2 separate regions of the Homo sapiens genome follow, and region 2 is linked to region 1. Evidence: chromatin loops called from intact Hi-C (ENCODE). Cell type or tissue: heart left ventricle. All regions are shown on one strand. Each heading gives the region's core, and the rest is flanking DNA. Links, peaks and the distances in the headings are about the cores only.

Region 1 (2,912 bases), core at 320-2,819:
AGTTCAAGACCTGCCTGGGCAACATAGTAAGACCTATCTATACAAAAGGAAACTTTATTTAATTAGCCAGGGATGGTGGTGGATGCCTGTAGTCCCAGCTACTCAGGAGGCTGAGGTGGTAGGATCACTTGAGCCCAGGAGGTTAAGGCTGCAGTGAGCCACGATCATGCCACTGCACTCCAGCCTAGACAACAGAGCAAGACCCTGTCTCAAGAAAAGAAAAGAATTTCTACTTATCCAAGACATCACTAAGAGAGTGAAAAGGCCAGCAACACAAGCAAGAGAAGATATTTCTTCTGACAACATATCTGACAAAGGACTCCTATCCAGGTGATATATTTTTAACTCCTATATATATTGGTAAGAAAAAGGCAGGTCACTCAGTGGAAAAAATAGGCAAAAGCTTCTATTAGTATAGAAACTTCACAAAAGAGGATAGCCAAGTGACCAATAAACATAAAAAATGTCATTAATCATCAGGATATGCAAGTTATAAAACACGATGCAGAATCACTACGCACACACTAGAATGGCTGAAGACTGGCAATGGCAAAGCCCATTGGTGAGAATCTGGAGCAATCAGAACTCTCACACTCTTGCCATTGCCCTGCAGGTTGGCACAACCACTTAGGAAAACTGGGAGCATCCAGTAAAGTTGAATATACACTCCTCTATGGTCTGGTATTTCCTATGCATACATACTGAACAGAACTGCATGCACATGTGCACCAATAGATGTAAGCACCAATGGACGTGTGCACCAATAGACGTGTGCACCAATGGATGTGTGCACCAATAGACGTGTGCACCAATAGACGTGTGCACCAATGAACGTGTGCGCCAATAGATGTGTGTGCCAATGGACGTGTGCGCCAATAGACGTGTGCGCCAATAGATGTGTGTGCCAATGGACGTGTGCGCCAATAGACGTGTGCATCAATAGACGTGTGCGCCAATGAACGTGTGCATCAATAGACGTGTGCATCAATGGACGTGTGCGCCAATGAACGTGTGCACCAATAGACGTGTGTGTTAATGGACATGTGCGCCAATGGATGTATGAACCAATGGACGTATGCGCCAATGGACGTGTGCACCAATGGACGTGTACACCAATAGACGTGTGCGCCAATGGATGTGTGCACCAATAGACATGTGCTAACTTTTGCAGCAACTTTATTCTATATAACCAAGAACTGGAATCAACCCAAATATCCATCAGTCAACAGTAGAAAGCATATCTTGCAGTATAATCATGCAATGGAATACCGCATGAAAACAAGAATGACCAAACAATACGGATGCATTATACACAACGTATTCTGCAAAAGTAGCAAAATACAAAAAAGAACACCTGTGGAGTTCCATTTATACAACCTTCAACCCAGGCCAAAAAAAAAAAAAAATAGAACCTAGACCTAATCTATAGTGTTGGAAGTCAGGATGGTGGCTATCCTTGGAAGAGGGGGTATGTGATCCACCGGAGGCCAGTTAGCTTAGAAAATTCATTGAGCTGTGCACTTGGGATTTATGCCCTTTATATGGGTATATTGTACTTTAGTTAAAAGTACATTTTAAAAAGAAATATACTAAGTGTTTTTTGTTTAAAAAAAAGTTCCGGTTTCGTTTGCTAAAAACAATAGGCTCCTCAATGGTGAAGCTATTCTAGTTCCTTCCACCTCCCAGAGGCAGAGGCTAAACCTAAGTCCCTTAAGGCCTGGCGCATGTCCTCCAGGTGTGCAATGACTGTGGCAGGGCGTGGCCTTGTGCAGCTGCTGGAGTAAATTTCTCCCCTTCCATTTCTTTCCCTCCTCTTGCCCTTCCCCTTCCCCTTCCCTTCCTGCGCCACCAGGTGGGGCTCTATCACAGCAGAAGGCTACTCTCCTGACGGTGTCCACGCTGTCTGGCCCGGCTGCTGGCAGAGCCGTCAGCCTATCCAAGGGGAAGCCGGGCCCTCGAGCCTAAGCCTCGGGTAGATGAACACAAGCCCAGCTACTCACTAACATCACTTTTCTGAGACTTCAATTCTTTTCCTCCAAATCGGGGCAAGAAATGCAAGTTAAAATAACCATGAGGTACCACTCTATGAGACTGAAACATGTTAGAAAGCTAGGGAAGGCCAATGTTGGCACAGACGTGGAAACGAAGGAAGCTTCATGCCTTGCAGTAGGAGTGTGGGCCACTGCAGCCGCTCTAGGTTAAATTACACATGGACACTGCAGGGACCTAGCAAGCAGCCCCACTCCTGGACGTATATTCCAAAGTTCTATCCCAGGAGATCTATTTAAGGACACTAGCACTGGCAGGAATGTCTGGGTGCTGGTGGATGGCAAAACAAGGTGAGTGAAAAAGATGGGAAACAGGATGAGAAGGGACACTCTAGTCTTAACACAAACTGAAAATACACACATACAACAACACACTGCTTACAAGAACACATGCAAATACATTCAGACAGCTGGAAAAGGATTGGGAAGGGAAGAAGGAAGAAATGAAGGAAGGAAGGGAGGAGAAATAAAATGTGAAAGAAAATACCAAGTTTCAAGTGTTGGCGTGAAAAGAAGAATCCAAGGGAAGTTTCAAGAGTCTCTAGCACTTAGCAGGCACCCAGGAAATTTTCATTTTCTACATGTGCCTTTAAGCACTAACATTTATTGAGTGCCTACTGTGTTTTAGGCAATGTGCCAGGCTTCGTAATACAGTAATGAACAAAGACCAAAAAATGAAAATTCCTGCCACTGTAGTAGCTTTGAGACTTATTCCACAAACTTGAGTATAGGAGAAATGGCAGAGCCCCCTAAATCAAATCACTAAAAATCTGATTTCATGCCCCTGTTGAGCTGGACTGGTGGAAATTCAATTTCCATCCCTTAGTGGGGCTCCGTCTCTTACACCCCCAAGGTCCTGGACAG
Region 2 (2,912 bases), core at 140-2,639, 470 kb after region 1:
TGGGGCCAGGATTTGCATCCAGATCCAAAGTGTATGGTTTTATACACTATTCTATACCTTTGCCTCCAAAAAAATCCAACAAAATCATAAACAGCTGTCTTTGTTTCTTTGGTTTTTTTTTTTTTTTTTTTTTTTGAGATGGAGTCTTGCTCTGTTGCCCAGGCTGGAGCGCAGTGGCGCGATCTTGGCTCACCACAACCTCCGCCTCCCAGGTTCAAGTGATTCTCCTCCCTCAGTCTCCAGAGTAGCTGGGACTACAGGCACGTACCACCACGCCCGGCTAATTTTTGTATTTTTAGTAGAAACAGGGTTTCACTATGTTGGCCAGGCTACTCTCGAACTGACCTCGTGATTTGCCCACCTCGGGCTCCCAAAGTGCTGAGATTACAGGCGTGAGCCACCACGCCCAGTCCAGCTGTCTTTGTTTAATATCTATTATGCCCAGATACTCCGAGGCACTAAATGTACAATAAAAGAAATAGACGCAAACAGCCTTATAAGACATATGACCCACTTCACAGTGGTCAGCTCAAGGAGAGGACACCCCTTCCCTGGGCCACTCTGCCCCCCTGCTCTCAGTTTCCTTGCCTTGCCCACCTTCCCTACAGTGCCCTCCAAACACCCTGCTCCACAGCCTTCCACATGCTGGCTAAGCTACAACTTGAATTCCAAAACCAGAATGATGTCGGCATCATTGTAACACACCCAGATATTTGAGGAAGAAGATTCAAAGCTAAACAGCCCAGGAAAGAGACAAAGACTAGGGAGGTTTCCAGGGCCTGAGAAAGCCTTTTGTGGGTAGGGCTGTGGTACAGGCACGGGGAGGTGGACTCTAAAAGAACCACTTCTTTGGTGTACCTCCCTCTATTCTCCCCTCTCTCCCAATGCTAGCAAGGCCTCCGGGTCTTTAAGAGGGGAAGGGGGAAGCAGGTGAACGCTTCTCGACTTCCAGAACACGGGGGAAAATGCCTCTGGCATTAAACAAAGCCTTTTTATATTTAATGCCAGCCCGGGATTTTCAGAAAACTTTCCCCAAGAGTCACTGAATGTGTGTGCACAAAAAATTACACACCAGTGTCTAAGCAGAGTTGGATGCAGAAACACGCACTTGTGCACGCTGAAACATCCAGCTGGGTCCACGCAGCCGCGGCTGCCCGCGAACCGCGTGTTCATCTGCGTGCTCGCACGCTCGGCGGGACTTGTTGCACGCTCGGGTGCAGCCCGGGCTGGGGGAGTAGGCTCCCCCAGGAATTCCAGAGCCACGGGGGGTGGGAGGAGAAGGAAGCCGTCGCAGCGGGGGTGGGAGGAAGGAGAGGGGAGGAGGGCGAGAGAAGAGGGAGCCCCCAAGCTGGAAGAACAGGGCGCAGGCCCGAGGCCGGGGGCTCCGAGGCCCCGGTCCCCAACTGAGGAGCCGCCCAGCTGGCCGAGTAGGGGAGGACCGAGCGGCGGGAGGCAGGAGTGAGATCAGAGGGTCGAGGGGCCAGCCCAGGGGGCGGGAGGGGGCAGGGACACAGGAGGGAGCTGGGCGGGGGCCGCTTAAGGGTCAGGGTGCGGCGTGGCGGGCGAGGGGCGGGAACGGCTGGCTAGGGTTGTTCCCAGGGCAAGCAGCTGGAGACCCGCCCCGGGAGGCGTCTGAGAGGGCCGGGAGGACCAGCGGTCAGCGCGGGAGCTCGGGCGCCCCCTGCCGCCAGGCCTGGGCATGGGCCCCGCAGGCCTTGGAGATCCTCTCCAGCCGGGATCCGAGAACCCAAAGCCCCGCAAACTGCGCAGGCCCAGTAGGGGCTCGCAAACCGGGGGCCCCAGGGTTCTCACTGGCCAGCATACTTGTGTAGAACTTTGTTTTTTCTTTTTGGAGACAGGGTCTCACTCTGCCGCCCAGGCTGCAGTGCAGTGGCACAAACACAGCTGACTGCAGCCTTGACTTCCCTGCCTCAAGCCATCCTCCCACCTCAGCCTCCTGAGTAGCTGGGATTACAGGCGCACGCCATCACGCCCGGCGTTTTTTTGTTTGTTTGTTTGTTTGTTTGTGTTTTGTTTTTTGGGTTTTTTGTTTGTTTGTTTGTTTTACAGGCAGGGTCTCCCTATGTTGCCCAGGCTGGTCTTGAACTCCTGAGCTCAAGCGATCCTCCCACCTCGGCCTCCCAAAGTGTTGGGATTACAGGCATGAGCCACCGCACCTGGCCTGTTTTGTTTTTTGTTTTTTAACATGAGTCCCAGTCTTTGTAGCTGGAGCCTGGGCTCTTTAGGTCACCACATCACTCCCCAAACACCCCGCTGTAAACCCAGCCCTTCTTTCAGTCGCTCACCCAGCCCCTGAAGGCATCCCCTGCTCTAATCTTGGGAGTCAGATACACCTAGGTCCTGGGTTCCAAAATGAGCTGGGCTCCTCTCAGACTGTGTCTCCCTGAGGGAGCACCATCTGTCAAATGGGCCAATTATACCTACTCTCTCAGGCTGCCTGGGGGTTTCCCAGGGAAACACAGGTAGAAGCTTCGCCTTGAGTCAGTGCCTCCCCTCAAATAAATTGGGGTGAATATTGGGCATTCACAGTGAAGACAGGCCCAGCCAATATGATGTTCAAGAAAGCAGGTGATGCTGAGACTCAGAGCAGAGAACATTAAACCTCACAGCTGGCCAGAGGCAGAGGTGGCGCCCAGACTCACATGCTCCAGCCCCCAACCTGGGGAAACTTTCCACTGTCTCAGTCCTGAAAGCCAAAGGGTTTGTTTTCCAAAGCCAGGTTCAAGCATCTAAGTCAAAAGCAGCTTCCAATTGCTTTTCCATCCTCACTTCACTGGGCACCTTTTTAATGTGCCAAGCCCTTTACCTAAGAGAATGCTGCCTATATGCCCACTGCCCCACTGCTCAGATAGCTAAGACAAGGCTCAGTGACGGAACCTACCCCAGCCACC

Evidence for each region. Hi-C counts contacts between places; a loop is a spot of excess contacts. Peaks named below come from ENCODE experiments on the same cell type or tissue, not always from the same donor. Only the 100,000 strongest peaks of a DNase experiment are listed, where the experiment ranks them.
Region 2: a loop joins it to region 1, with 15 times the contacts of the local background. A loop is called at or near these places in 32 of 110 quality-filtered maps.

What each region holds. Positions count from the first base shown.
Region 1 is chr16:49,406,263-49,409,174 of GRCh38, forward strand. The region is part of intron 7 of LOC105371244 (a long non-coding RNA gene); the gene reads right to left. Among named protein-coding and RNA genes, the nearest start is that of C16orf78, 34 kb to the left of the region's middle. In heart left ventricle, for the core only: a CTCF peak has its summit at 1,844 (motif pointing right); a DNase peak (open chromatin) is centred at 1,889.
Region 2 is chr16:49,875,160-49,878,071 of GRCh38, forward strand. No RefSeq gene overlaps it. Among named protein-coding and RNA genes, the nearest start is that of ZNF423, 21 kb to the left of the region's middle. RefSeq lists a silencer at 1,598-1,757. In heart left ventricle, for the core only: CTCF peaks have their summits at 1,693 (motif pointing left) and 1,895; a DNase peak (open chromatin) is centred at 1,632; H3K4me3 peaks cover 896 bases; H3K27me3 peaks cover 1,579 bases.